Linked DNA regions of Homo sapiens: region 2 is linked to region 1. A link is an interaction called in ENCODE POLR2A ChIA-PET data of the cell type or tissue named here. Cell type or tissue: Caco-2. All regions are shown on one strand. Each heading gives the region's core, and the rest is flanking DNA. Links, peaks and the distances in the headings are about the cores only.

Region 1 (16,092 bases), core at 4,658-7,157:
CCCCACTGGTCAGCCATATGTGTTGCTCTGCCAGCTGAAGTCTTTTTATGGGCACAGGATAGGGGCATGGCAGGCCAAAAAAAGCAACATTTGGGTGGAAAAACCGGGCCAGCTGTTTTCACTTAGGGCCATGGTTTCAAGATTAAGGATGGGTTTAGCCCGGAGCCCAGCCATTGGGTATCACAAGTATGTTTCTTTTCTTCTTCTTCTTCTTTTTTTTTTTTTTTGAGACAAAGTTTCACTTTGTTACCCAGGCTGGAGTGCAGTGGCATGATCTTGTCTCACTGCAACTTTTGTCCCTTGGGTTTAAGCGATTTTCCTACCTCAGCCTCCTGAGTAGCTGGGATTACAGGTGCACACCACCATGCCCAGGTAATTTTTGTGTTTTTAGTGGAAACAGGCTTTCACCATGTTGGCTGGGCTGGTCTTGAACTCCTGACCTCAAGTGATCCACCTGCCTCAGCCTCCCAAAGTGCTGGGATTACAGGCGTGAGCCACCTCGCCTGGCTCAAAAGTATATTTCTTTGACATATTTTGGAATGGCTCTGCAAAGCCATCTCTTGTGGGGGTAAATTCACATTCTGTAGAGAATCTCCTTTCCTTACTAGGTCTTTTCCTGATTGAAGGGAGATTTAACTGAGACTCTGACACCTTTTAAGATCCAAAAGCAGACATTTACCATCTATTCTCTCTGAAGCCTGCTACTTAGAGGTTTCGTGTACGTAACAAGAACCTTGGCTTCCACAACCTCTCTTATCTTAACTTAAGCATTTCTTTCTGACTTCAACTCTTTTTTTTCTGAGATGGAGTCTCACCCTGTCACCCAGGCTGGAGTGCAATGGCACAGTCTTGGCTCACTGCAACCTCCGCCTCCTGGGTTCAAGCGATTCTCCTGCCTCAGCCTCCTGAGTAGCTTGGATTGCAGGCGTGCACCACCATGCCCGGCTAATTTTTTGTATCTTTAGTAGAGATGGGGTTTCACCATGTTGGCCAGGCTGGTCTCAAACTCCTGACCTTGTGATCTCCCAAAGTACTGGGATTACAGGCGTGAGCCACCGCACCTGGCCTTCTGACTTCAACTCTTTAGGCAACACTTAACTCTTTCAACCAATGGCCAGTCAGAAAGTCTTTGAATCCAACCATGACCTGTAAGCATTTCCCCTTCAAATGACCTGCCTTCCTGGGCCAAACCAATGTGTACTTTCCATGTATTGATTTACGTTTTTGCCTGTAACTTCTGTCTCCCTAAAATATATAAAACCAAGCTATAACCCCACCACCTTGGGCACATGTTCTTAGAACCTCTTGGGACTGGGCCCCAGGTTATAATAATTCATATCTGGCTCAGAATAAACCTCTTTAAGTTACAGATTTTGACTATTTAAAATCAACACATGTAATGCCAGATCCAGTTCCATCTCCTTCATGGAGCCTTTTTATAATCCCAATCTATGCTGAGGCCCTCTGCTCTCATCCATTCATTCATTCACTGATGTGAGGGCCAAGGTCTGTGGCACTCCCTAAAGGTTCGCTGAAAAAAAATCACTGACCTGGGGGAGATTGAGTAATGGGAGAAAAGGCGTACAAATTTATTTAATGTGTATACACGGGAGCGTTCAGAATGAAGACTCAACCCAATAGTGAGGTACAAAAGTTTATATACCATCTTAGGGCTACAGAAAGAAAGGGGGTTTGGATCCTGGAGGTAGAAATAAATTATTAAGGCAGATAGTGAGGGCAACAGAGTCCTCAGCAGAGTGTCCCTTACAACAAAAAGCAGCCCCCAAAATCATTTCTAACAAAGAGCAGCCTAAGAAATTGAGCTGCAAACATGAACAAGGAAGCTGCAAGCTTGCACAGGGGAATGCCAGCAACTGTGCCAATAGAAAAGGGCTACCTGGGGGCCAGGCATGTCCAGCACGGAGGTTCCATCTTCCCTTTTTTTGGTTACCACATGTACAGTAAATGAATGGGCAACATGGTGCAGCTCAGGCAGAGGACCTGCCTGCATAATAAAAGATTAGGGCGGGGCTACCAGAAATTCGTGCCCTATGCAAATGGCACACCCAGTCTAACCAGTTTTTTGCACCCTATGTAAATCAGACGTCACCTCCTCACCAGCTCATCAATACACCCCCCTGCATTTCACTGCAGATCCAGCATTTTCTGGGAACCCCCCTCTGTAGCAAAGAGCTATTCTCTTTCTTTCGCTTACTATGCTTTCAATCTCAACCTTACTCTTTGTGTGTCTGCGTCCTTGTTCTCTGTGGCCATGGGACAAGGAACTTGGGGTGTTACTCCAGACAACCAGGCTGTTTCAGGGATAAAACAGATTATGGAAGAGGGTAGAAGTGGAATTCTTTGAGGGGATTACTAGGGAGAATAAATGGATCTGGGAACAGAGATTAACTTGTAAATACTTCTCTTTGACAGTGATAGGGTGGTTCAGGTGTGGTTACATTCTTGGTCTTACAGGGAGCGGAAGAAAAAACAATTGTTCTTCTTGATGGGCCTGGATCTTAGGCAGATAAAGGAACTTTTAACTCTTTGGAAGAGATGGTCGTGGTGGTTGGGGGAGGCCAGAGAGAACTTGAGACTTCTTTTTCAGTATGTCAATGTGATGTATTTTGGGGTATTTGGTTTCTGAGTACCAACACTGAACAAATTTGCTAGATGCTTATGCTATGTCAATCACCATGCTTAGTGAGAACCTCAGAGTAAATAAGGCAGGCTGGTCCTTGCCTTCATGGGACTGAGAGTGTTGAAGGAGTCCTAGACATGACACATATGAAAGTCACATCATAATAGATTCTTTAGTCCTCCTTGTAATCCTTGTTTATTAATTAGGGTAGTCTTTTTTGCAACCCATAAAATCCAGTTCTGGGATATGGGCCAAAACACATATTTCCTGGGAAGGCCCCGCGGCTCCTCACAGAACTGAAGGGAGAACCAGAACCCTGGCTTCCAGTTGGCGGCAAGAGAGAACCTCCAGGGATTTCAGCTGCAGAAACATTTAGACTTTCTCTTCAGGGCACCAAGTCTGCTTCAATAACTGCTACTTTCTGTATCCATGCCAAGTTTCAAGTCCCAGGAGAAAACTGGAATGTTTAAGCTTGAGTCAGGTGATTGCCTCTAGAAATGAGGCACCTCTCTGGATGCAGGCAGGGAGAGGTGGGTGTGGGGGCTGGGGCCATGGAGGGCCTTTCCCAGAGTGGGGAGATTGTGGTGTGGAGCCATTCTCCTGCAGATGCTGTGCCGTGCTGCCCAGATTTCTCCTTCAAGGATGGAGAACTTATATCCCCAGCTGCTGGGTGTGCTGTTGGCCGGGTGGGAGCCATCAGTGTTCAGCGGTGGCCTGGGAATGGCCTCTGCCCAAGGAGTCACTTTTGTCCCATGTCACGCTCCTGCTTGGGCATTCAATGAGTGGCAGGAATGTGTGGAGCTGTCTATAGGCCCAGCGTGGGACAGTTTTAAAGGGACATCCCAGCTTCAGAGCTTGCCACAGCAGGCCGCTCAGCTCCATCTGGCCGGTCCTGAGTCCTTCATTTTCCCAACAGGCGTTGGCCCTGAGAGCCCTCCCTGGTAAATTCCTGTGCTCCGATCTCCTCCCCAGAGTCGGCTTCCTGAGGAACCCAACCTGCAACACACCCCAGTGGAATCTGCAACACTTGTGATGCTCACATTTACACTCTTTTTTTTTTTTTTTTTTTTTAGAGACAGTATCTTGTTCTGTCACCCAGGCTAGAGTGCAGTGTTGCCATCATAACTCACTGCATGCAGCCTCGAACTCCTGGGCTCAAGTGATCCACTTGTCTCAGCCTTCCAAAGTGCTGGGATTACAGACAGGAGCCACCACGCCTGGTTCGCAGTTCTACATTTTATTATATATTATATGGCATCGTTTGTTAATTATTTCACATATTCCTTATGCTTCCTGTTATGGTCTGAATGTTTCTGTCTCCTCGAAACTCATATATTGAAATACTAACCCCCAAGGTGATAGTATTAGGATATTAGGAGGTGGTGCCTTTGGGAGGTGATTAGGTCATGGGAGTGGGGCCCTCATGAATGGTATGAGTGCCCTTATAAAAGAGACCCTGGAGAGCTTGCTGGCCCCTTCCCCTATGTGAGGACACAGTGAGAAGGCTCTGTCTATGAGCCAGGAAGAGGGCTCTCGCCAGACACTGAATCTGCCAGCACCTCAGTCTGGGACTCCCCCACCTCCAGAACCATGAGAAATAAATCTCTGGGCCAGTCGCAGTGGCTCACACCTGTAGTCCCAGCACTTCGGGAGGTGGGGGTAGGAGGATCACTTGACCCCAGGAATTTGAGGCCCACTTGGGCCACATAGCGAGAACTTTCTCTACAAAAAAGTAAAAAATTAGCCAAGTGTAGTGGTGCATATCTATAGTCCCAGCAACCCAGTAGGCTGAGGTGGGAGGATTACATGAGCCCAGGAGTTCAAGGCTGCAGTGAGCTGTGACTCAACCACTCTATTCCACTCTGGGCAACAGAGTGAAACCCCATCTCAAAATAAAAAAAGGAGAAGAAGAAGAAGAAATAGGCCAGGCTCAGTGACTCACACCTGCAATCCCAGCACTTTGGGAGGCCAAAGTGGAAGGATTACTTGAGCCTAGAAGTTTGAGATCAGCCTGGGCAATATGATAAGACCCCCATCACAACAAAAATTAAGAAGTTAGCTGAGTGTGGTAGCACGTGACTGTGATCCCAGCTACTTGGGAGGATGAGGAGGGTCATTGGCACCTGGGAGTTTGAGGCTGCAGTGAGCTGTGATTATGCCACTGCCCCCTAACCTGGGTGACAGAGTGAGACTCTTTGTCTCTAAATAAATAAATAACTAGGCCAGGTGCCGTGGCTCACTCCTGTAATTCCAGCACTTTGGGAGGCCGAGGTGGAAGAATCACTTGAGGTCAGGAGTTCAAGACCAGCCTGGCCAACATGGTGAAACCCCTGTCTCTACTAAAAATACAAAAATTAGCCAGGTATTGTGGCAGATGCCTGTAATCCCATCTAATCAGGAGGCTGAGGCAGGAGAATCGCTTGAACCCGGGAGGTGGAGGTTGTAGTGAGCCGAGATTGCGCCACTGCACTCCAGCCTGGGTGACAGAGTGAGACTGTCTCAAAAATAAAAATAAAAGTAAAAATAAAAATAAGTGGATAAATAAGTAAATACATGTCTGTTGTTTATAAATTATCCTGTCTATGGTATTTTGTTGTGGCAGCCTGAATGGGCTAAGGCACCTTCCAAGCTAGACTGCAGACTTTCTACATATAGAAACCTCAACTTCTCTGACATCTAGCCCTCAACCCTAGTTGTAGCAAGAGGCACATAGGTGTCACTCAGAATTATGTGTTTACTGATGGACTGTCTCCCCTTGAAGGACAAAGCTATGCTGAGTCTAACACAACAGAATGTTGCTGTTTTAGATGGATCAGAGATTTAATATAAGATCTCTCTCTCTTTTTTTTTTTTTTTTTTTTTTAGATGTAGTCTTGCTCTGTTGTCAGGCTGGAGTGCAGTGGCACGATCTCTGCTCACTGCAACCTCCGACTCCCTGGTTCAAGCTATTCTCCTGTCTCAGCCTCCTGAGTAGCTGGGATTACAGGAACGCACCACCACACCCAGCTAATTTTTGTATTTTCAGTACAGACGGGGTTACACCATGTTGGCCAGGATGGTCTCGATCTCCTGACCTCGTGATCCGCCTGCCTCAGCCTCCCAAAGTGCTGGGATTACAGGCATGAGCCACTGCACCCAGCCAAGACCTCTTTTAAAGGGGTTTCTAGTCAATAGATTTCTTTTTTCATTTGTTCTTTGGCTGGCTCATTGCTTTTAGAGACCAGAAACTACTGATTAAGGAGAGTAGACCTCTCTGCTATAACCTCTTTTTTCCATCTGCAGAACAGGTTTTCCTTGACTTCCATCTCTGGGGATGCAACCACAGAACCTTACAAAACATGTTTAAGTGCACGGTTTTAAGAGACGTTTGCATTCTTTATGAGTGCATGCATGTGTGGGGTTGGGGAGCTTTGCATGCCAGACTGTGACATCATATGTCTCCATGCCTATATTTGGAAGCCGGCTGGGTCCACAATAGCTGTGTGCTGAGAAGAATGGAAAGCTGATGATGGGCTCACAGGCTTTGATCTGTTAAATAAATATTTTTTCAAGAAGAGGAGCTTTAGGAATAAACCATTTCAGCCAGCACCTTTGTGATCATCCCAATTCTAAAACAGATGGAGATTCCTTGTACCTAGAGAAAGTTGAGTTTTAAACATTGAATAAAAATATGATTTTCTAGTTCTTGGCTCAGTCTCTTAATCACTTTTACCTCCACCGCATACAGAGCTGATGCTTGCAAAGGGAAGTTGTTACCCCCTACCCATTGGTTTCTGTCTGATTCTGATCAGGTAGTAATATTTCATAGAGCCGCCGCATGACACCAGCACATTTTCCCCACCCTGGACACATGTTTCCTTTCATTTTGGAAAAATTGTACTGTGAGCATAGCAAAGAGAATAACTTCTATGTCTTTCCTCTTATAAAGAATGTGCTTTTATAACATGTTTTTTAATTGATAAAGAGGTAAGGGTAATAAATGAGCATTTGATCCAAGTTTCAGCAAAGGACTCTTTATTGGAGTACAGACTCTAAAAGTTATTTTAGGCAAGTACCCAGAGGCAATTTTTAGAGCCACGAGGCTGAATTAGAAGATGATGATTCTGAATGAATTCTGCCACTCCTTAGACATAAATTACGTCTCCTTCCAAGTGGAGTGGCTAGTGGGCTAAGAGGACATATTTTAAAATAGTTGAATCCAAACATAAGCTGGATTTGCATTTTTTAAAGCCTATAGTTTGCTTTTCACATTTTCTCTCTTCCCCAGGGACTCTGGCATTGTATGGTCTATGCTGCTTTCTTACAAAGGTACCTTAGGTTCATTTTATGAGGTGTGGAATAGAGGACTAGCCTGGTGCTTGGACTGGCTGAACTTTCCATCCTGCTTTAAACAACCTGCTAAAAGTCAGTGTGATTTACAACAGTAGTTACAACTACCCTTTTACTTAGCCAGGGATATTCTCATGCTATCAAAAAATAGAGGCACATTTGGAACCACTGTCATTCCTATCCCTTGATTAATCATCTTGGTGATTCATTCATTAAACAAGTTTATGCAGCTAAGGGGCCTTCTTTGGTGAGGTAGGATGAAAGAGATCACTTGTCCTAGTTACATCCAGTACAATCTTTATTTTTTTATTTTTCTATTTTTTTAAATTTTATTTTCCATAAGTTATTGGGTTTTTTTTTTTTTTTTTTAGATGAAGTTTCGCTCTTGTTGTCCAGGCTGGAGTGCAATGGCATGATCTCAGCTCATGGTAACCTCCACGTCCCAGGTTCAAGCAATTCTCCTGCTTTGTCCTCCTGAGTAGCTGAGATTACAGACGCCCACCACCACGCAAGACTAATTTTTTGTATTTTTGGTAGAGATGGGGTTTCACCATGTTGGCCAGGCTGGTCTCAAACTCCTGGCCTCAAGCAATCCACCTGCCTCGGCTGCCCAAAGTGCTGGGATTACAGGCGTTAGCCATCACACCTGGCCACATCCAGTATAATTTTAAAGAGAGGGAGGGTCTACTGAACAGATACAAGGGGTGAAACCGCTTGATTATTTTCTCTTCTTCTTTTTTTTTTTTGAGACAGAGTCTTGCTCTGTTGCCCAGGCTGGAGTGCAATGGTGCGATCTCGGCTCACTGCAACCTCTGCCTCCCAGGTTCAAGCAATTCTCCTGCTTCAGCCTCCCTAGTAGCTGGGATTACAGGTGCCTGCCACCATGCCTGGCTAATTTTTGTATTTTTTAGTAGAGATTGGGTTTCATCATGTTGGTCAGGCTGGTCTCAAACTCCTGTCCTCAGGTGATCTGCCCGCTTCGGCCTCCCAAACTGCTGGGATTACAGGCGTGAGCCACCGTGCCTGGCCTGCTTGATTATTTTCATGAATTATTTCCATGTGTCCCAAGACCGTGTGGCAGGTGCTGGTGTCTGTAACATTCACTGGGGTCCTTTTCATGCCCGTGTTTTATGTTGTGTGAATCCATGCAGTTGAAATGAAAATTGCACACATACAAATACACACCCTATACCCCTCTACTCTCCAAAAAGACTCCTCAAATCTTTCTGAAAAATTAGGATGCCAGGTATGTATTTGTAAAAGGCCACCTGAGATGATCATCAGTACTGTTATTGAAGCTAGATGGGGTCTGCTTGCCTGACACGATAAGACCAGATATCCACACCGACGTTTGCAGTGGGAAGAAAGAAGGTGTTTATCTGCAGGTTACCAAGCAAGGAGGATCAGGCAGCTTATGCTTAAATCCTGACCTTGCAGGTAAGGGTTTTTTAAGGCAGGGGTGGCTGGGCTCAGTGGCTCACGCCTGTAATCCCAACACTTTGGGAGGCTGAGGCAGGTGGATCACTTGAGGCCAGGAGTTTGAGACCAGCCTGGGCAACATGGCAAAACCCCGTCTGTACTAAAAATACAAAAATTAGCTTGGTGTGGTGGTGCATGCCTCTAATCCCAGCTACACGGGTGGCTGAGGCAGGAGAATAGCTTGAACCTAGGAGGCAGAGGCTGCAGTGAGTTGAGATGGTCCACTGCACTCCAGCCTGGGCAACAGAGGGAGACTCCATCTCAAAAAAAAACAAACAAAAAAAGATGTTATCTTTAGTTTCCATAGGGAAGCAGACATCCCATGATTCTAGCTTCCTTGGCTGTTGCTTTAAGTTACTATTCCCTTCTTCTTGCTTATCAAGTTGTTTATTTATTTCTCAGGGCTGGCTAGGCACCTGGAATTTCCCTTGAAGGAATTCAAGATTTTCTTTCTTTCCATGCTTGTGGAGGCCTGCAGGCCACTAACAGGAGTCTCTGTTCTATCTTAGTACTAATATCTTTTAAATTGCATGGTGCCTTTTTCTTATAGGAGCTCAAAAAGCTTCCTTCATATCTACTATGTGCTTGGAAACATAAAAACTCCTATTTTGTGTAGAGGTGAAAGCCACGTGCATATAAGCTTTTGAGACAGTGACACATATAAAAACGATGTGCACCCTTGGGATAACTTCCTGCTATAGATAGAAGATACGCTGCCTGGCCAGGAGCGGTGGCTCACACCTGTAATCCCAACGCTTTGGGAGGCCAAGGCCGGCGGATCATGAGGTCAGGAGTCCGAGACCAGCCTGGCCAACATGGTGAAACCCCGTCTCTACTAAAAATACAAAAATTAGCCCGGCATGGTGGTGGGTGCCTGTCATCCCAGCTGCTCGGGAGGCTGAGGCAGGAGAATCGCTTGAACCCAGGAGGCAGAGGTTGCAGTGAGCCGAAATTGTGCCATTGCACTCCAGCCTGGGCGACAAGAGCAAGACTCCATCTCAAAAAAAAAAAAAAAAAAGTATGCTGCCCATTATATGTAATTTTTTGCCAAAGCTGAGATTTCCTGCCTTTCTCAGACACCAAGACAGCTTGTTGAAATGCAAATAAGCAAGATGAGAGTAAAGTTACAGTTAGTTAGTAAAGTTAGGCTCTTCTCTCATTTATTTTTCTATTTTTACTTTTTTTTTTTTTTTTTTTTTTTTTTGAGAGGGAGTCTCGCTCTGTCACCCAGGCTGGAGTGCAGTGGCACGATCTTGGCTCACTGCAACCTCCGCCTCCCGGGTTCACGCCATTCTCCTGCCTCAGCCTCCTGAGTGGCTGGGACTACAGGTGCACGCCGCCATGCCTGGCTAATTTTTTGTATTTTTAGTAGAGATAGTAGAGACGGGGTTTCACCATTTTAGCCAGGATGGTCTCGATCTCCTGACCTGGTGATCCGCCCGTCTGGGCCTCCCAAAGTGCTGGGATTACAGGCATAAGCCACTGCGCCCAGCCTCATTTATTTTTTAAATAGGGAAATATTTAGAAAAAGTGCTAGAGACCTGGCCGGGCATGGTGGCTCACGCCTGTAATCCTAGCACTTTGGGAGGGCGAGGCGGGCAGATCACGAGGTCAGGAGATCGAGACCATCCTGGCTAACACGGTGAATCTCCGTCTCTACTAAAAATACAAAAAAATTCCCCTAGGGTGGTGGTGGGCGCCTGTAGTCCCAGCTGCTGGGGAGGCTGAGGCGGGAGAATGGCGTGAACCCGGGAGGCGGAGGTTGCAGTGAGCCGAGGTCGCGCCACTGCACTCCAGCCTGGGCGACAGAACGAGACTCCGTTTCAAAAAAAAAAAAAAAAAAAAAGAAAAAGTGTTAGAGACCAACTCCTTGAGTGTCAGAGCCTTCTAGTTGAGAACTTTTATAGTTGCCCAACAGGTTCCTTGCCTGTTTCCCAGATAGAGCCAATGTATTAAGACAGGGGAATTGCAATAGAGAAAGAGTTTAATTCACACAGAGCTGGTTAAGTGGAAGACTGGAGTTTTATTACTCAAATCAGTCTCCCTGAAAATTTGGAGACTGTGGTTTTTAAGGATAATTTGGCAGGGAGGGGACCAGGGAGTGGGGAGTGCTAATTGGTTGGTTTGGAGATAAAAATCATAGGGGTTTGAAGTGGGTTCTTCTTGCTGCCTTGTGTTCCTAGGTGGCATTGGAGAACTGGTTGAGCCAGATTACTGGTCTGGGTAGTGCCAGTTGGTGCATGAGAATGCAGGGCCTAGAAAACACCTTAAGCACCAATCTTAGGTTTTGCAATAGTGATGTTATCCCTAGGAGCAATTGGGGAGGTTCGGAATCTTGTGGCTGGACGACTCTTTTTTTTTTTTTTTTTTTTTTTTTTTTTTTTTTTAGAAGACAAGGTTCTTTGTTTATTGGGCTAAACAGGGCAATAAATTGTGGCTTGTACCTCACTTCTTAGATCTGCTTCTAGAATAAGGAGTTTATTGACAGTTATCACCACATGGGCAGAGGTTTTGCAAAAATGAAGGGCTAAATCTTTTAGTAAACATTTTCTTAATTTTTAATCTGACATAAAAAGTTGAAGAAGTAATCTAAAAAATATAAGGTTCGAGGAATAGTGGTTCTTCCTAGAGACTATAAGGAGCCATAATCCAAATGATAGTGAAAAACGGGTTTCAATTTCCATTTAAAATGCTGTAAGATACACAGCTTTGATAATTATATTTTTCTAATTGTAACATTTTGAATTTCATTTCAATGAAATCTGCTGTCCTAAGACAAGTATGAGCAATTAATCCTAGGTCTCCACACCTTAAGACACACCATGTAATCACTGACCCATTATTCCTTGTGGTGTTACTAGGTCGGACCAATCCTTGATCTCCCCAAATTTCACCTTAATGAGGCTGACACTTTTCAGCTTATCGACTGGCAGCCCCTTTAGGTATTCTAGACGGCTAAAGAAGAAATGTTTGGCACAGCTCCAGCCTTGAGAGCTTCTGCAATGAGCCTGCGACCTTCCAGCAGTATCTACCCTTGTTTTTCCTGAAATGGCCTGGACTTTACTATTGTCATTACACCGCTCAGCCTCCTGTCCCCGGGAAAAACGTTATTGTAGCGAAGTCCAGACTCTTCCCAGGTGCTGGGAGTGTGGGATGGGGACACCTCAAGCGGCTGTGTCTCTCGTAGCTCATGGGCACTGGCCTCAGATGCTGCCTTGCCGGGCTGCTTCCCGGGAGCGCGCTTCCGTTCCCCCACCTCTCCGGAAGGAAACGCCACTTTCACTGGGCTCCGCCGCAGCGCCCAGACCCTGGGCCTTGTGTCAAGGTTCCAAGTCTGGACCACCTGCAGCAACGGTGGCACAACAAACTGCGCGGGTTTCACCAGCGTCACCATCTTCCCTGAGACCCGGCTGCTTGGCTCTTAAACTAAACCATAATTTATAATCTTGTGGCTAATTTTTTAGTCTCACAAAAGGAGTCTGGTCCCCAGGCAAGAAGCGGATTTGTTTCAGGAAAGGTCAGTTATCGCCTTAGTTTCAAAGTTAAACTCTAAACTAAATTCCTCCCAAAGTTAGTTTGGCCTACGACCAGAAATGAACAGGGATAGCTTGGGGTTGGTCAAGTCAGGTCTCTTTCACTGTCATAATTTTCTTTTCTTTTTTTTAATTTTTTTGAGACAGAGTCTCGCTCTGTCACCCAGGCTGGAGTGCAGTGGCGCGATCTCGGCTCACTGCAAGCTCCGCCTCCCGGGTTCACGCCATTCTCCTGCCTCAGCCTCCCGAGTAGCTGGGACTACAGGCACCCGCCACCATGCCCGGCTAATTTTTCGTATTTTTAATAGAGACGGGGTTTCACCGTGTTAGCCAGGATGGTCTCGATCTCCTGACCTGGTGATCTGCCCGTCTCAGCCTCCCAAAATGCTAGGATTACAGGCGTGAGCCACCACATCCGGCCATAATTTTCTCACTGTTATAATTTTTACTTTGCTCTGTTTCACTTGGCTCTGTTAACAGAAAAACCAGACTCTTAAATATTTTAAAGAGGTTTATTGTGAACCAATAGGAGTGACTGTGGCCTGGGGAAGACACAACCCAAGAAGCCTTGAGTATGTGGTCCTGGGACAACTGAATTACAGTTTGGTTTACACATTTCAGAGATGTAGGAGTTACAGGCAAAGCCATACATCAATACATGAAAGGCATACATTGGTTGAGCCCCAAAAGACAGGATATCTTGAAGGAGGGGTCTTAGAGGTTATAGGCGAATTCAGAGATTCTTCTTCTTCTTCTTCTTTTTTTTTTTTTTTTTGAGATAGGGTCTCACTCTGTCACCCAGGCTGGAGTGCAGTGGCGCCATCACGGCTCACTGTAACCTCCGCCTCCCTTGCTCAAGCAATCCTCCTGCCTGAGCCTCCTCAGAAGCTGGGATTACAGTCACGTGCCACCATAGCTGTCTGATTTTTTGTATTTTTTTGTAGAGATGGTGTTTTGCCATGTTGTCCAGGCTGGTCTCAAACTCCTGACCTCAAGCGATCCAACCCCCTCAGCCTCCCAAAGTGCAAGGATTACAGGCATGAGCCACTGTGCCTGGCCCAGAGATTATTTAATTTGCAATTAGTTAAAGGAATAAGGCTCTGCCTAAAACTTGGAGCTGGCAGAAAGAAATGCTTAAGATGAGGGTGCTGTGTCAGAATCAGCCACAATATCCTGGGTCAAAAATGACCTGTTTAGGGCCAGGCACGGTGGCTCATGCCTGTAATCCCAGCACTTTAGGTGGCCAAGGAAGGTGAATTGTTTGAGCTCAGGAGTTGAGACCAGCCTGGGCAACATGACAAAACCCCACCTCTGCAAAGAAATGCAAAAACTAGCCAGGTGTTGTGGTGTACACTTGTAGTCACAGCACTTGGGAGGCTGAGGTGGAAGAATTGATTGGGCCTGGGAGGTGGAGACTGCAGTGAGCTGAGATTGCGCCACTGCACTCCAGCCTGGATGATGGAGTGAGACTCGGTCTCAAAAAAATAAAAAATGACCTGTTTAGCAAGATTGATGGACTGCAGATGAGACTTCACCCTTGCCTTTCATTGCCTTAAGTTCTGTTTATAATTTGGTATCTTATTGGCCACAAAGAGTCTATTCTGTTAGTCTTAAGATCTCTATTTTAACATTAATGCTGGGTAGTTGTTGCATCTAAGCTCCAAAAAGGAAGGAGTATAATAAAGCATGTTAGATCTCTCACCCAGTCATGGCCAGTAACCCAGCTTCTAAGGCTTCTATGGAGTCTCCTTGACTAAGAAGGGGTCCATTTACAGCTTCAACTAGACCAGTATGACTGGGGCAATCAATTTTTGTGGTATGGAATTTTTATCATGTAACAAGGACTCACATACTATTAAGGGCTGGCCTGTTCTTTGTTTCCAAAGATCAAAACAGTTCCTAGTCCTAGCAAAAACTAGTTTTTTTTTTTTTTTTTTTTTTTAGACAGAGTATCACTCTATTGTCCAGGCTGGAGTGTAGTGGAGTGATCTCGGCTCACTGCAACCTCGATCTCCCGGGCTTAAGTGATTCTCCCACCTCAGCCTCTCGAGTAGCTGGGACCACAGGTGCCTGCCACCATGCTCGGCTAATTTTTGTATTTTTTTGTACAGACAGGGTTTTGCCATATTGCCCGGGCTGGTCTTGAACTCTTGAGCTCAAGTGATCCACCCACCTCAGCCTCCCAAAGTACTGGGATTACAGGTGTGAACCACTGTGCCTGGCCCACAAAAACTAGTTATTGATTTAATGATAATGTGTCTGTTGTTCATCCTTCACCTGTAGCAAAATTTCAGAGAAGGGAGCTGAGACCTTATTTAAGGATGGCATGCAAATTTTTGAAGTATTCCATGTTTTTTAGCCAGACTAGATATGTAACATGCTATAGATAGATTCTATACCCTCCTCCCACCATGCCCATTAGAAAAAACGTTTCAGCCTACTAGACTGCTCTTCCTGCTCTGCCTGCTGAAACCCTAAGATGCATCTCACCTGCCTGTGCTCTGATTCAGGCTTCTGTGATCACTTCACCCACGGATTGACCTCTTCTCTGAAACTTTGTTGCATTTTAATCATAGTTTTGTGGCATTTCATTTAGCATGTCCTCTTCTGTACTATTGCTATTTGTGTTTGTGTTCTAATAGATTATATCTGAAGAGGATCAGCATATGCCACATCAAAATATGCCTTTTTTATTTTTCTTTTAAGACGGAGTCTCACCCTGTTGCCCAAGGTGGAGTGCAGTGGCGTGATCTTGGCTCACTGCAACCTCTGTCTCCAGGGTTCAAGCACTTCTCCTGCCTCAGCCTCCTGAGTAGCTGGGATTACAGGCATGTGCCACCACGCCCAGTTAATTTTTGTATTTTTAGGAGAGATGGGTTTTCACCAGGCTGGTCTCAAATTCCTGACTTCAAGTGATCTGCCCACCTTGGCCTCCCAAAGTGCTGGGATTATAGGCGTGAGCCACCGTGCCTGGCCCAAAAGTTATTTTGAGCTGAAGGCATTTGAATTCCTGAAATCCTTTATTTGCCAAAAATCAGAGCCTCCCCAAAGAACCCAACTGTCATAAATCCCCTCCCCAGGAGCAACACTGATTTTTCCTTCTCAGAGAAGAGAGAAGTCAGCATCACACCCCAATAGACATCCTCACAAGGCTATCATATCGCCTATCTATTCCCCTATGAATCTATCAGTCTTTCAAAAAAAAGTCCTTTGTGTTTCCCTAGGTGCTTTTTCTCCCCATCTTCTAAGAAGTAAGTTGTTCTCCCAGAAGTGCCTCACTGCTCCCCCACATTTCCCATTCAGATGGCATATAAGCCCCCAATTCTGCTTCCTTCAGTCACATTTTTCTGTGAACTCCCAGGTATGTATGTATGTGAATAAAAATCTGTCTTTTCTCTTGTTGATCTGTCTTTTGTCAGGTTAATTTGCAGGCCCCTAGGTACTGAACCTAAGAGAGTGAAGAAAAAATGTTTTCTCCTTGACATAACTTCCCTGTTGGAGAAAGAGGAGGTAGTATATCTAGTATGTATGTTTGGACGGACAGACAGACCTGAGTGTTTTAAAATTCTTGCATTACCTGTCTCTACCAAAAAAAAAAAAAAAAGAAAAAAAAAGAAAAATATAGCCAGTCATGGTGGCACACACCTGTAGTCCTAGCTACTTGGAGGGCTGAGGCAGGAGGATCCCTCAAGCCCAGGAATTTGATGGTGCATGAGCCATATTGTGCTACTGCACTCCAGCCTGGGTGGCAGAGCAAGACCCTGTCTTTAAAAAAACAAAAAATAATAAATAAATAAATACATTCTTGCATTGCCAGTTTTCTTGGACAAATTACTCAGCCTGTCTGAATCTCCTTCACTTCCTCTATAAAATGGGGATAGTAACTTTACTTCTCAGGGTTGTCGCGGGAGTTAAATCAGATAGTGTATATAGGCCGGGCGTGGTGGCTCACACCTGTAATCCCAGAACTTTGGGAGGCTGAGTCGAGCGGATCACTTGAGGTCAGGAGTTCGAGACTAGCCTGGCCAACATGGTGAAACCCCGTCTTTACTAAAAATACAAAAATTAGCTGGGTACGGTGACAGGCGCCAGTAATCCCAGCTACTTGGG
Region 2 (16,092 bases), core at 8,996-11,495, 570 kb before region 1:
TCCCCCAGCTATTGCTATATACCTCCCTAATAATTCCTTAGTCTGTGATTTTGGTCTCTCTCTCTCACTCTCTTTCTCATTTATTTATTTATTTATTTATTGCAGCTTATTTTTTTCTCATATTCATTGATTTGAGCATTGGGATATTAATAACCTGGTTCTACTCCTTTATACCTCATTTCTTCTCGCCTCTACTCCCATTTTACCAAGTAAATTCTCAGAACTTGCTGCAACTCTTTCAAATAACTATTTTAAAGTAACATTTAAATAGCTCTTCAAAAATGAAAACATTACATATATAATGCTGAAGTCCTCTTTAACCAGCCTATACTGTATGAGTACCCCTAGTCCACTGTGAGTTAATATATTAAAATATATACTTCCATACCATTTTCATAATTTTATATCTGTGTATATATATTCATAAACATAATATGATATTGTTAGAAATTTACATAAATGATATTCTGGGAACATTTTTTCTTGTTTTTTTCACCCTGCATTGTATTTTTAAGATGTATACATATTACATAAGAAGTATACATATTACATTACATAGAGAAATCTACTTTAAACCATTAATTACTTCATAATATTACATTGTATTTTGCAGTTATCTACCTATTAATGAATATGTAAGTAACATCGTTTTTTCTCCATTTTAAACAATATCACAGTGAACAACCTTATAAATGTTGTCTTGTATATATTGCTACAGGTTTTTAGAGCAGTGTTTTCCAAACAGCAGGTAACGAAGGCAGTGTAGTAAGTTGGAGTCTGTACTTTTCAGAATAGAATGCAGTACAAAGTGTCAGGGTAAAAGGTACTTACTTTTTCATGAAATATATGTAATTGTGTTCTGAGTTGTGATATAAAATGTATTTCCTACTGTAGGTTTCAATAAAAAAGTTTATGGTGTGATACAAAATAAATTTTGTGCTGTGTATCTTAATCATAAATTTTGTGCTGTGCATCTTAATCGGCTCTGGATTATGTACCCAGAATGGGTTAGCTGCATCACGGGTTACATAGTATTTTGAATCTTCCTAGACATAGCAAAATTACTTTCCAAAATGGCCGTACTGATTTCACTCCCCATACCCTAATCGGTATTTGACATTCTAGTCAGACTTCTACATTTCCTATGTTCTTGAGGGTGAAAATTCCATTTTGTTTAAATTTTCATTTTAACTGGTTAGGTTGAGCCTAACTTCCTCATTACTGAAAAGAAAAGTGTTAAGACCTATCTGGTTGGTAGGTTACTATTGAAAATCATATTTCTTTTCCTTTTTTTCTTTTTTCTTTTTTTTTTTTTTGAGACGGGTCTCACTCGATTGCCCAGGCTGGAGTACAGTGGCGTGATCTCGGCTCACTGCAACCTCTGCCTCCCAAGTTCAAGTGATTCTCCTGCCTCAGCCTCCCAAGTAGCTGGGATTGCAGGCACGCACCTCCAGGTCCGGCCGATTTTGTATTTTTAGTAGAGATGGGGTTACACCATGTTGCCCAGTCTGGTCTCGAACTCCTGACCTCAGGCGATCCACCCTCCTCGGCCTCCCAGAGTGCTAGGATTACAGGTGTGAGCCACCGCACCTGGCCAAAAATCATATTTCAAGCTAGAGAAACTTTCATCTCCAGATCTTTTCTAACACTTCTTTTTTCTTTTTTTCTTTTTTTTTTTTAAGTAGTGAGCATAAAACTATGCAGCCTTAGTAAATAATTACCAAAAATAATTTTGTTAACTATGCACATTCAGGTTTTTCACACATTTGTTTTGAAACACAGTTCTTTTACCCAATATGATTAACTTCAGGTACAACTGCATATTTGAGGAATACTGATACAGCTCATTTCAGCAATTTAGATTCATTTCAGCAAAAAGTTATCATTTTCATCTGTTGTATAAGAGAAGATGGGTTCTAGCCAAGTGCTAGGAAATATTTATCCCTTTGCTAGGATCACAATAGAACAATAGAGTCTTGGTATTTAATAGAACATTTGAAAATAATTTTAATCTAATCATTGGTTATGTACCTTCAGCTGGATTTTCTCTGGTAATAGAAATATAGGACTTTCTTCATAGACGGCCATTTTCATTGTTAGTGTGGTTATTAAAACTTAACCTAATAACTGTCAGTTTCATTCATTGGTGCTACATTTGCCTTCAGGAGTCACATAGGAAAGACTGCTGCTGTAATTATGACAGTTCAAATATTGGAAGTAACAAGTTTTCTTCTTTGGTCATAGAAATTTTGATTTTTACAGAATTGATAAACCAGAATACACATCCCATAACAGCCCTGTTATTTAGGTAATGTAAATATAAATATGTATTTATTAATTTCATTTCTGGATTTATTGCTTCCTTAAGGCTTATTCACAAATTATCAGTTTTTAGTATTTCTTTACTTCAGTTAACTATGTGATTTATAAAGTTGTAAACAAAGCTGGAAGCTGATTTGAAAAATGGTGTCATATTTTGAAGGGCCTTTCAGCTTTCTATTCTTTTGAATCAAAGACATTTTATTGGAAAATATTATTGTATTTAGGTTCTCTGGTTCTATTTTCAACCTGAAATACCCTATTTTCAGTTTCTTGGTGTAGAACAGGAAATATATCAGCAACTCCTCCAGTAGTAGTTAGGGCAGAAATAGTTCTGTTTTAAAACCAGTGGGTGATCATCAGTTCATTTTATGTGAATCATGGCTGTAACCTCCTAATCACTCATTTAGAACAAGTAATGTTTTATACTGGACAAATAGGAATTATTTATAGGACCGATTTAACAACCAGTGTTACTCTTAAGGGAAAAGTATTAGATTAATTTAACTTGTAGAGTTTATTTTATCTTCAAGGCCAAATTTTTTTCTTATTTAAATTAATTGCATGTTCAAATATCCTTCAAACTCTGTTTGTCTTCAAATGTGATAAAGCTGCTGCTAATTTTGAGAAGAAAGTTATATTGTTGCATTTATTTTAGATTTAAATACATACTCAAGTAGAAAATTTATAGATTATATATCACTTAAAGCTTTAACTATGAATTCCTCATTAATATTTTTTGTGTAATGTCTTTCTTGATCCCTACCTGAGGCAGTGCTACTCAAAATATGGTCTGTGGACTCATGCTGGTTTGCAGATTGTTTGTTACTTGTTTGCAATAAAATAAGTATGGAAATTGAGAATAAACATTTAGAAAATTTTATAGCAATTTTACATGGTAATTGCATGCCTATGGAATCTAATAACAATATTTGGAGTTATATTTTATATGTCTTTGTTTTGTAATTTCATTCTTTTAGTAATTTATGTTATATTTTACAAAAGTCCCCTTGAAAGCAAAACAAAGACTAGGTCACACTCCATATCAGTAAACCACTACAGTAGAATGTAGTTTTTAATTTTATGCAGATATATACAAAATAAAGAGGATAAAGGAAAAGTGGGGTGAGAGAGGGTGAGCTTAAATTATAGAGTCCAATTTTTGAGTTTTTCTGAGAATTGGAAATTTCTTACATATTTGAAATCTGTTTACATGACACATTCAATCATGTTTTCTCTTAATATCCTCCAGTTATTCCATCAGTTGTAATACCATGAAGGCTGAGCTAAAAGTCTTAAGTTTAGAAAATGATTTAGTTATCTTTAATGTCATATATTCATATTTGTACCATTTGCTCTTTAGTTTTAATGACAGTTTTAGCAGAAGTAATTTGAATTATGATGTCAAACTTCTCATTTCAGAATATTTTCAAAATAAGTTTTAGAAGAGTTTCTGACATGAGCAGAAATTTGTTGTGACAAATTATTATTTTTTTAAAGTACAGCATATTTTATGTTTCTCAAAGGAAGGAGCTTAAAAAATTGTCCCTGTTTTTCATGTATCATTTATTCTAAGCAAGTATTTCTTACTAAAAGATTCTTCAAATTCTGTTTTCAGTTGCTTTTTTGATTTCTCATAGGACTTAAAACTTCTCTTAAGTTGGTCATTATAAATACATAACAAAGAGAAGAATAAGATATGTCTCTTTGTAATGATTTTAACTTCTAAAGGTAAAATATGTTAAGATAAACAATTCGTTACTTGACATAAATAGAAGATATCTAAATAATTATTTATTTCATTGCCAGCTATTACTGAATTGTTGATCAGCCAAATCTAATGTTAAAAGGGAACTATTCACTAGCAGTCATTGGTTTCCTAAATATCTCTAGAGAAATTATAAGTTCAAAGGTGTTATGCTACATGTAAGATTAGATAGTTATTATATATACTCATATATACTTATGTGTCCAGTGTCATATCAGGAAAAACTAAAATACTATTTTATTCAGTATGGTATAAAAGTTTAGAAACCAAAAAAAAATGTTAAAAGATACTTATGTAAGGTGATTGATGTATTAATTAGCTTGATTGCGGTGACTATTTCATAGTGTATACATATATCAGATCATCAAGTAGTATAACTTAAATATATGCAGTATTTAACTGTCAACTAGACCTCAATAAGGAGGGGGAAAGTTTAGAAGGTATATTTCAAAACTATCAGATGGAATAAAAGGCATGTAAGAGATTAGAAATATAGAAAAATTAGGGTATGATTAAAGAACTCTTTGGCTAACAATTTGATCTTTTTTTTCATACCATAATCAGAGAACATACTAACTATGCCTGAGAAAATAATTTCAGGAATATTTTTGTGGGAGTAGCACAGCATGCATCAAGTCAACTCTGTATTCCATTATGGTCCATGTCTGAAAATAAATCTTTGGTCTATCACCTTTAGATAGAGATGCTGACCTGGGAAAGAGTTTGTCAAGGTCTACAAAGGAAAACATTCATTATAGAAGGACAGTAACAAATATTTGAACAGGATTGCAAGTATTTTCTCCCCTCTTGATAAATTTCAAATCCTTAATTTAAAAATGTTTATTAGCCTGTCTTGTAACTGAGAATTTCCTGCTTCTATTTGGTTTCTGGTTCCAGTGCTATTTTTAAATTTTTTGGTTTTTTTAAAGTCATATTTTAATACCTGTTAAGAAATGTGGAATCTTTGTTGTTTTCTACTGTTGACCTCCTTTAACAACTTAGGACAAGATGAAAATGAGAGTATTAATTTATTAGATAATTCAGCTTTCAGAATGATACAATTTGGAAGGACACAGAGAATTTACCAAATGTATAGTGTTCGTTCCACTTTTATTAGATAGTACAAAATTATGTTAATATAAATCTGAATTACATTATTTTTAACTTTGTGTTTGTAATAATTTTTTCCAGTCAAGAAAACTTAGAAACACCAAAATGCTGAGTAGTGAGAAATGCTAATACAAATAAATTGTTAAAAGGTTAATTTAAGAAAGTAACTTAAATACTTGAAACATTTTTAGTTCTCAGTCTTACAAACTATATGTAGGTTAAGGTGTAAAGAAAATCAGGAACTGAATAAATTGGAAACTCAGCAGATAAATATACTTTATGAATCTGAAAAAATTGGGAAAGTGCCAAGTGACAAAATGGGTTAATCACCACATTTCCATCCTACATAATGCATAAACTCATGGTCAGAAGATGGGGTTGGGGGTGGGAATATGATTTCATTGATGTTATATTCTTGAGATATAATACCAATCATAAGGTGCTGTATAGTGAATCATAGAGTAATCACTGTTCCTGCTATTCATAGTTGGCTGAACCATTATTTTATGTACTACTTAAAAAGAAAACATACTGCCAATGCTTTTTAAAATTTAGAATTTTTATATTTGTTAAAATAACCCTATCGGAATTACTAAGACATAGATTATATTATTTATAACGCTTGTACATACCTGAAAATGAAAATACATTGTGAAATCAACTGGCTAAGGAATTGCTAACATTCTTTACACTCAGAGTCCGACTCATTTGAATCACTTTTTGACTCAGTCATTGGTGTTCAGTTTTTCTACATGCAGTCTTTCTCTATGCAGTATTTCTGAAGAGAATCAAGAACCACTGGTGCTGAATTCGTAAGCCACTTTGCAATTATGATGAGTTAATTTATTTTTTATACCTATTTTGGAAATGTTGCTAAATATGTCTGATATCCCCCGCCCTCATCCTCTCTTCACAGTCGTTTGGATTTTAGGAGTTAAAGGATTATTCCAACTCTTTGTCCCTAGGATTTTCCTCCTTTTTTTTTTTTTTTTTTTTGAAATGGAGTCTCGCTCTATTGCCCAGGTTGGCGTACAGTGGTGCAATCTTGGTTCACTGCAACCTCTGCCTCCCGGGTTCAAGCAATTATCCTGCCTCAGCCTCCTGAGTAGCTGGGATTACAGGCATGTGCTGCAACACCCACCTAATTTTTAAATTTTTAGTAGATACGGGGTTTCACCATGTTGGCCAGGCTGGTCTCGAATTCCTGACCTCAAGTGATCCGTCCACCTCAGCCTGGCCCAAAGTGCTGGGATTACAGGCATGAGCCACTGTGCCCAGGCTCCTAGGATTTTCTTCCAACTCAAATACTACAGGTTTTGTGCACAAACAGGGAATGACAGCTGCCTTGTTATTGCCACTTATTATTGCTGCAGCAGCGTTTGTAATATGCCATCAATTTCAAGATATGTTGGCTGGGTGTGGTGGCTCACCCCTGTAATCCCAGCACTTTGCAGGGCCTAGGTGGGCAGATCACGAGGTCAGGAGATTGAGACCATCCTGGCTAACACGGTGAAACCCTGTCTCTACTAAAAATACAAAAAATTAGCCGGGCGTGGTGGCGGATGCTTGTAGTCTCAGCTACTTGGGAGGCTGAGGCAGGAGAATGGCGTGAACCTGGGAGGCAGAGCTTGCAGTGAGCCGAGATCGTCGTGCCACTGCACTCCAGCCTGGGTGACAGAGTGAGACTCCGTCTCAAAAAAGAAAAAAAAAAAAAAGATATGTCATGAATTTAGAGAATTTAAAGTATGGAGAAAATACTCACTTTTAAAGCATAGTGGCTAGGAACTCAAAGTTGGGTTGCCGTAATACCAATTTTACGATCTTGGGTAACATAAGGTCTCTAATCCTTAGTTTTCTCACCTATGAGATAAGAAGCCCTTATCTTATAAGGTGATTGTGAGGTTTCAATGAAATTATATATGTAAAATACACTGCTTAACAAATGTTAGCTAATAGTTTATATTAGGCTTTATAGCAGTGTACTTTTATTGTTGAACTCCTTATGTATTCTTTTACTTGTTTAATCCTTTTACTTTGAGAAAGTGGTAACTTGTAGAGAGGAAAAGATACTGATAAATGTAAATAATCCATTGCAAATGGCTGAGTGAAAATCCTGGAAAATGTTTTAATTGAACTTTATTGATGTAATATAAAACTATTCAAATATCTGTCAATAAAGGGTAGGATTGTATGAAGGCTCATTTTAGAAACTTGAGACTAAGTGACTGATCTATTATTTTAGAAGTTAATAAGTTGTATAGATATATGGCTGTCAAGCTGGAAACAACATGTACTAACTTTCCTTGAACGTTGGTATGGCCTCTGAGGTTTTGGCAGTGGATTGTGAATAGAAGTCATGTGTGACACCTTTGTGTTTTGCCTTAAAAAGCAATACATGAGTACTGCCCCCTACCTGTGTCCTCTTCTTGTGTACTGATAATTGATGAAAACTCGAGTCCGCAGAATTTGGACCCAGAGATTGAAGTATGTGTTGACCTGCCTCACCAGCTCTACACAGCTTATTTCTAGACTATTACTTGAGAAGGAAATCATTTTCTATCATATTTAAGCCATGTATTTTAGGATCTCTTTGTTACAGGGTCTTAGCCTATATCCTAACTGATACCTTTTAAAGAACAGCCAAACAGATTTAAAAGGAACCAAATAGTACTTCTAAATATGAAAAAGGGAATTGAAATAAAAACTCAATGGGTAAATAGGGATGCCTAGAGAAATGGTTGGTTGGTTCCAGGTCTGGGACAGGAAAAACAGAGGATGATCCTAGAACACTGTGGTGCAAGAAAGTAAGGAAGTGCTTAAAAGAATATTGCTTGGCAATTTAAAAAAAGGGAAGAACTGATACATGTGATGGTATGGATGAACCTCAAAAACATTGTGCTAAATGAAACAGCCAGACACATAAGACTGCATATTGTATGAAATTTCTAGAAAAGGTAAAACTAAAGACACAGAAAGTAAATCAATGTTTGCCTGCAGTTGGGTATTGGAACCGGGATTGACTGCAGATAGACATTATAGAACTTTTGGAGTGATGAAAGTATTCTAAAACTGGATTGTGATGAACGTTGCACAGCTAAATACATTTGTTAAAAGTTGTACACTTAAAATAGGTGAATTGTGTGTAAATTATATTTCAGTAAGACTGTAAAAAATTTTGAGAGATACTGTAAAAAAAAAAAAAAAAGAAGAAGAAGAAGAAAAAGGTGGGCAAGGCCGGGTGCAGTGGCTCACAACCTATAATCCCAGCACTTTGGGAGGCCGAGGCAGGTGGATCACCTAAGGTCAGGAGTTCGAGACCAGCCTGGGCAACGTGGTGAAATGCTGTATCTACCCAAAATACAAAATATGAGCTGGGTGTGGTGGCACGTGCCTGTAATCCCAGCTACTCGGGAGGCTGAGGCAGGAGAATTGTTTGAATCCAGGAGGCGGAAGTTGCAGTGAGCCAAGATCGCGCCATTGCACTCCAGCCTGGGCAACAAGTGTAAAACTCCACCTCAAAAAAAAAAAAAAAGAAGAAGAAGAAAGAGGTGGGCAAAAGAACTCAGTAGTTAGCTTGGAGGATCTCTCAGTGGCCAAATCTGGGACAACTTAGATAACAGAATGACGATAGTAAGGGATTTTAACCTGTAGGATAAAATAAATATCCATGAATTTATACCTACATAAATAAATAACCAAACAAGTAGGGGAGAAGGCACAGCTTTTTTTTTAACAGTAGAATCCCAGTTAACAAAGGTTAAGACTGATGATGATAAAAAAAAAAATCACCACTAGATAAACACCCCAGCATTTACTGTTACAGACAAGAATTATCAATGGATGCTCAAATTAGTTGGTAAAAGTATGCCCAGAATACTTAGTAAGTATTCCCACAGAATAAGTATTAATTATATAGGGAAAAATGGTAACTTCATAGGGAAGAAACTTGGCAAATACCACTTTAACCAAGTGAACAGTGTTAGTATTACCAGTAAGAACATATATCAGCATATTTACCCCCAATAGGATGCACAGAGATGGGTACAATATAACTTACATGGTTGTCTTGACCCCAAAAAAGCGTAACCTAAATTTAATCATGAGAAAATGTCAGGCAAACCCAAACTATGGGACATTTCACAACTAACTCACTGGTACTCTTTAGAAGTGTCAAGATCAAGAAACACAAGAAAGACTGAAGAACTGTCACAAATTGGAAGTATCCACAGAGATCTGAAAACCAAATGCAGTGATCTTAGACAAAGTCTCTAGATAATAGTGTTACAGGAAAGGGGTACCTGATCCAGACCCCATGAGAGGGTTCTTGGATCTTGTGCAAGAAAGAATTCAGGGCGAGTCTGCAGTGCAAAGTTAAAGCAAGTTTATTAACAAAGTAAAGTGGTGAAAGTACAGCTACTACATAAACAGAGTAGGACATTTCCAAAAATAGGAGGAACGCGTCCACCCTAGGTATATACTCGTATATATGGGGAGGTGTGTTCTGCTACAAGGGTTTGTGTTAAAGGGTTAATTGTCTTAATTACTATATTTTGCAAAATTGATATTATTATCTTTAAAGCAAAATTAGGAATGACTTTGTTCTCCAGATATCAGGATATCTGGACACTCCCAAGTCTGAGTTTGTTTAGTAAACATTGTTAATTTGTTCCCTTAAATGTAAACATCTAGAGGCTAGGAATGCCTAATTTTCTGGGAATGCAGCCCAGCAAGTCCCAGCTTCATTTTCCTAGCCCTCACTTAAAATGGAGTCACTCTGGTTAGAATGCCTCTGACAGTAGTATTGCATCAATGTGAGTTTCCTGGTTTTAGTACTTGTAGTATGGTTAAGTTTCAGGAAAGCTGAGGTAAGGATATATGGAAACTGTACTATATTCACAATTTTTCTGTAAGTCTAAAATTATTTCAAAGTAAGAAGTTTTATAAAATACAAAATAGACTAGACAGCAGATTAGACTCAGCTGAAAAGAGAGTTAGTGAACTGAAAGAGAAAACAGAAAAAATTATCTTGAATTATCTTGAGATAACAAAGAGATGCAGACATGAGGGACTGAGATATAGAAAATGTGAGAGATAAAAGATATATCTAATTGGAGTTATGGAAGTTGTATAATATTAATAGTAAGAACTAAGAAGTGGCAAGATTGAAAGATAGTGACTGAGATATTTTTGAGAATTGTTATACAATACAGTATTTTCAAGAAGCTAAATGAACCATCAACAGAAACATAATAAAAATGCAGAAGAGAGGGAGAAATTTTTGAAAACAGTCAAAGAGAAAAGACAGATTATCTACAAAGAAATTATAGATTGATGACTTTTCCATAGCAGCAGTGAAGAAAAAGAGTGTATTGTCTTCAGGGCATTGAGGAAAATAACCTCAATACTGGAATTCTAGAATTCTATGCCAAGTGAAGCTGCCTTTCAAGAAAAAGAACACAATGAAGACAGTTCCTGAAAAACAACAAAAACAGAATTAAAAAAAAAAAAAAACCAACAGACTTTTTCTGAAGCAAATACCAAAGACTAAACTTCAGGGAGAAGGAAAATGATTAGCAGATGCAAAGTTTGAGATGTAACGTTGAATAGTGAATAAATATAATAATATATAGATAAATCCTAAGCAAACATTGTATGAGAGAAATACTTAATTTGTAAAGATGGTAAATAGGATAAAATTAAAATTTTGAATCTGGGCATGGTGGCTCATGCCTGTAATCCCAGCACTGTGGGAGACCAAGGCTGGCAGATGGCTTGTACCCAGGAGTTCAAGACCAGCCTGGACAACATGGCAAAACCCCTTCTAAAAATACAAAAAAATTAGCCAGGCATGGTGGCGTGTGCCTGTAGCCCCAGCTACTGGGGAGGCTAAGGTGGGAGGATTGCTTCAGCCCGGGAGGTGGAGGTTGCAGTGGGCCGAGATCGTGCCACTGCACTCCATCCTGAGTGTCAGAGTGAGACCCTGTCTAAAAAAAATAAAATAATAAAATAAAATTTGGGGTAGCAATGGTATATGTTTGATGAGAGTCATCAGAGTTCAAATATTCTAAGGTTTTTATATTTTTCAGAAATATACCATGTCTTTTCAAAAATTTTCTTTTCAAAAATTTACCATTAATTAACTTTAGACAACTTTGTTAAATTTAATATGCATTTCAAATTAACTAGAGTAGCCACTAAATAGAGCATATGACTTCCAAAAATGTGTGGGGAGTAGGGGTGGGGAAAGAATGCCCTAAGGCCTGTGGTCCCTAAGAGTTTAGGAAAACAAATAAACAGAAAACACTCATTCTAAAATAAATAAAGGCAGTAAATAAATAAAGTCAAGAAAGGAAAGGAAAGAAATAGAAACAAAAAAGCAAAAAGACCCTGATAAAATAAATAGGTAGAAAAAATTCATGTATATCAATAAACACATTAAATGGAAATGAATAAAATTATCTAAAGACAAAAATTGAGCCAATGAAAAAATAAATGACAAAATTAATGTACGCTGTTTATAAGAGACATACTTAAAATACAAAGACGCAAAAAGATCAGAAGTCAAGATATGGAAATAAATTAATATGGTTGGACCCAGTGAGTACTTAGAAGTAAGGCATAGACTGCACTACTCAGTAGCACTTCCTTTTATGCATAAGTGTTCATAATTATGTAAAGCAGATTTTTACATAATAGTTTTCTTTGTAAACCTTCCACAACTTGTTCAAACCTTCAGCTTTATTCTATCTAACTTAAAACAATCTTTTAACCCTTTAATCTAGGCAAGAAAAATCCACATTTTCATGCCTTTTTATAATCTTTTACCAAAAGTATATTCTATTTTCCTTACACACCTTGCATGTAAAACTGTTCTTCAGTTATCTCAAGTAGGTGTTACAGTGTTAACGCTTAGCAGCTTTTACTTTTGGTGAAAACCTTGGTAAGTTTGGGATTCAAATTATGTACTGAGCGTGGAGCTAATTCTAAATAGCTGTACTAATTATAAATAGCTGTAGTTAGTGAGACATATGCATATTTCTGTGTACTTGTTTTTATAAAGTGTATTTGATTAAATTGACTTTTACCTGCTATATGATATTATTCTCTTTCTTTATGGTTATCAGGAAGAACCACAAAGAAACGGGTTCTTAGGAGCAAGTAGGATGTTCTTTGGTCACTTGAACAAAACTGAATGTCTTTCAACCAACTGATTGTTCTTCATGAAATACTGAATTAAATGAGGGAACTGCTTATTCTAATTCTTATATCAGTTTAAACCATATTATTTTAAAACAAGAAAACAGAGGATAAGTTCCTACAGAGAAAATTACATTAGAAATTAGAAACCTGGTTTTCCCGTTTAATTGTTATATGATCTTTTTCAATATTTTACTTTTTCTCATCTGTTAAAATGAATAGGGAAATTTTAAATAATGTGCAGGGACAGTAGGAATGATTTTCAATGCTAAATGCAACATAACACACGAAAAAAGTCAGGCCAGGCATGGTGGAGTTCAAGACCCGCCTGGGCAACACGGCAATAACCTGTCTCTACAAAAAAAAAAAAAAAGAAAAAGAAAAAAAATTAGCTGAGCGTGGTGGCATGCACCTGTGGTCCCGGCTACTCAGGAGGCTGAGGTGGAAGGATCATTTGAGCCCAGGAGGTCAGGGCTGCAGTGAACCATGTGTTGGTGCCACTGCACTCCAGCCTGGGTGACAGAGTGAGATAACTGTCTCAAAAAAAAAAAAAAAAAAAAAAAGCAATAAAATAGCAAGTTTTAATTGCATCCTAGATGGATAGAATAGAATTTAGAGTTTAGAGTAAAAATAGAGCCATCTCCAATTTTGAAGAAGCTTTAAGAAGTGGCAAGTCTTAATAATTGGTCAAAAGTCTTATGTTGGAATTTTGAATAAATTACTATACATTAATTCACAATTATTTATTGGTTGCTTACTATGTGCCTGGCACTGTTTTAGGGGCACAGCATTAAACAAAACAGACAAAATGTCTGCCCTTATTGTGTTTACATTCTAGTGGAAGAGAATAAGTGTAAATAAAAAATATGTATTATGTACTAGTTACAATTCTATGGAGAAAAATACAGCAGAGAAGAGGGATAGGAAGTGTGGTGCAAGAGACTGCAGTTTTAGATAAGGGTAGACAAAGGACTCCTCACTGAGAGGGCAATATTTGAGCAAAGACCTGAAGGAGGGAGGATGTGAGTAATGAAGATAAGGGGGAGGACCATTTCAGGCAGAAGGATCAGCAAATGCAGAGGCCATGATGATATGCCCAAAGTGTTCAGGGAACATGAGGGAGGCCTGAGTGTGGAGAAAGTTAGAGGAAAAGTGATGGGATATGAGTTCAGAGAGATAATGAGGCGTCAGGTCCCAGTGACTTCAGATGCCATTTAAAAGACTTTGGAGGATGTGATGTGATTGTAAGAACTTTGGCTTTAAAAAACAAAAGTAAAATGTGTATAACAAAAATTTACCATTTTACCCATTTTAAGTATACAATTCAGTGCTATTAAGTACAATTATAATGCTGTGCAACTATTACCTATCCAAAATTTCCAAAATTTTCTCATCACTCCAAACAGAAACTGTACCCTTTAAGCAATAACCACCCTTTTCCCCTTCCCCCACACCAACCCCTGGTAACCTCCAATCCACTTTCTGTCTCTATGGATTTGCCTATTCTAGATATTTCTTATAAGTGGAATCATAACAATATTTGTCCTTTTGTATCTGGCTTATTTCACTTAGTATAATGTTTTCAAGGTTCATCTTTGCTGTAGTGTGTGTCAGTACCTCAATCCTTTTTATAGATAAATCATAGCCATTGTATGTATATACTGCATTTTGTTTATCCATTTATCTGTTGATGAACATTTGGGTTGCTTTCACCTTTGGCTATTGTGAATAATGCTGCTGTGAACGATGATGTACGAGTATCTGTTTCAGTTTATGCCTTCAGTTCTTTTGGGTATATACCTAGAAATGGAATTGCCAGATCATATGGTAATTCAGTGTTTAACTTTTTGAGGAACTATCTTACTGTTTTTCACAAGCAGTTGCACTGTTGGAGCCCACTACCAATGTATAAAGGCTCAAATTTCTCCACATCCTCAAAAACACATTATTTTCCTTTTTAAAAATTATAATGATTGTAGTTGTGAAGTGGTATATATTGTGGCTTTGATTTGCATTTCCTTAATGGCTAATGATGGCATATTTTCATATACTTCATGGCTATTGTATTATCTTCTGTGGAGAAATATCTATTAAAATCCTTTGCCCATTTTTTTGAAATTTTACTTTAAGTTCTGGAATGCATGTGCAGAACGTGCAGGTTTCTTACATATGTATACATGTGCCACGGTGCCTTTGCCTATTTTTTAATTGGATTGTTTGTCTTTTTGTTGTTGAGTTGTAGGAGTTCTTTATGTATTCTGGATATTAACTCCTTACCAGACATATGATTTGCAAATATTTTTCTCCTTCTGTAGTTTTCACTGTTTGTTTGGAGGCAGGGTCTTCCCTCTGTCCTCTGGGCTGGAGTGCAGCAGTGCAACTTTGGCTTACTGCAGCCTCAACCTCCAGGGCTCAAGTGATCCTCCCACTTCAGCCTCCAAGTACCATGCTTGGCTAATATCTGTAATTTTTTTGTCGGGACAAGGTCTCACTATGTGGGCCAGGCTGGTCTTTAACTCCTGGGCTCAAGTAATGCTCCTATCTCAGTCTCCTAAAGTGCTGTGATAATAGGCACCCGGCCTTAGTTGTCACTTTCTTGATTGTTTCCTTTAATGCTGTTTGTTTTCTATATCTTACATGTTTTTATTCCCGAATTCTTCAATTACTGCCTGTTTTTGTATTTAGTTGATTTTTTAAATGGTGTACTATTTTGATTCTGTTCTTTCCTGTTATTTTCTTAGTGGTTATCTAGATTAAATTAAACTAGGTTGTTACAAGTTTAAGATGTTAATTGTAATTCCTAAGATAACCACTAAGGAGTTTGGCTTTTGATCTGAGTAAAATGGAAAACCATTGGAGGCTTTTAACTGCATCTGTTTTTTGTTTTAATCTCTATGCTGTGCTGAAAATAGACTGTTAAGAGAAGGTGCCAGGCAGGGGCTGAAGTTGGGAGATACGTTAGATTTTGTAATAATCCAGGCAAAAAATCATAGTGGCTTGGCCCATTGTGGTAATGGTAAGGGTGTTAGTATTCAGATTCTGAGTATGCTTTTGATAGTAGACCCAACAAGACTTATTAATGAATTGAATGTGGACTGTGAGAGAAAGAGGAGTCAAAAGTGACACCAAAATTTTTGGGAGATGGAGTTACATTTGGAGATAACATTACAGATTTTAGGAGATCTGTATAAAATGGATTTCTCTCTTCTTTTTTTTTTTTTTGTTTTTGTTTTTTTTGAGATGGAGTCTCCCTCTGTCGCCTAGGCTGAAGTGAAGCGGCACTATCCCGGCTCACTGCAACCTCTGCCTCCCAGGTCCAAGTGATTCTCCTGCCTTGGCCTCCCGGGTAGCTGGGACTACAGGCACCTGCCACCAAGCTCAGCTCATTTTTGTATTTTCAGTAGAGACAGAGTTTCACCATTTTGGCCAGGCTGGTCTCAAACTCCTGACCTCAGGTGATCTGCATGGCTTCCCAAAGTGCTGGGATCACAGGCATGAGCCACAGTGCTTGGCCGGATTTCTCATCAGTGTTTTAAAAATGTATTCCACATTCAGGAGAAACTAAAACATCTCGAGGATATAATATGTTCAGTGTGGCTGGGCGCAGTAGCTCATACCTGTACTCCTAGCACTTTGGGAGGCTGAGGCAGGCAGATCACTTGAGGTCAGGAGTTCAAAACCAGCCTGGCCAACATGGT

What was found. Peaks named below come from ENCODE experiments on the same cell type or tissue, not always from the same donor. Only the 100,000 strongest peaks of a DNase experiment are listed, where the experiment ranks them.
Region 2: POLR2A ChIA-PET joins it to region 1 with 8 read pairs; 2 of 35 experiments call an interaction of 5 or more read pairs at or near these places.

The regions. Positions count from the first base shown.
Region 1 is chr10:21,389,784-21,405,875 of GRCh38, reverse strand. It overlaps the pseudogene MRM3P1 and the pseudogene LOC100420467. Among named protein-coding and RNA genes, the nearest start is that of LINC02643, 25 kb to the right of the region's middle. RefSeq lists an enhancer at 2,251-2,790. In Caco-2, for the core only: no CTCF peak of the experiment used is centred there; a DNase peak (open chromatin) is centred at 6,065.
Region 2 is chr10:21,959,325-21,975,416 of GRCh38, reverse strand. All of the region lies in intron 1 of DNAJC1 (DnaJ heat shock protein family (Hsp40) member C1), which reads left to right. Among named protein-coding and RNA genes, the nearest start is that of DNAJC1, 36 kb to the left of the region's middle. In Caco-2, for the core only: no CTCF peak of the experiment used is centred there; no DNase peak of the experiment used is centred there.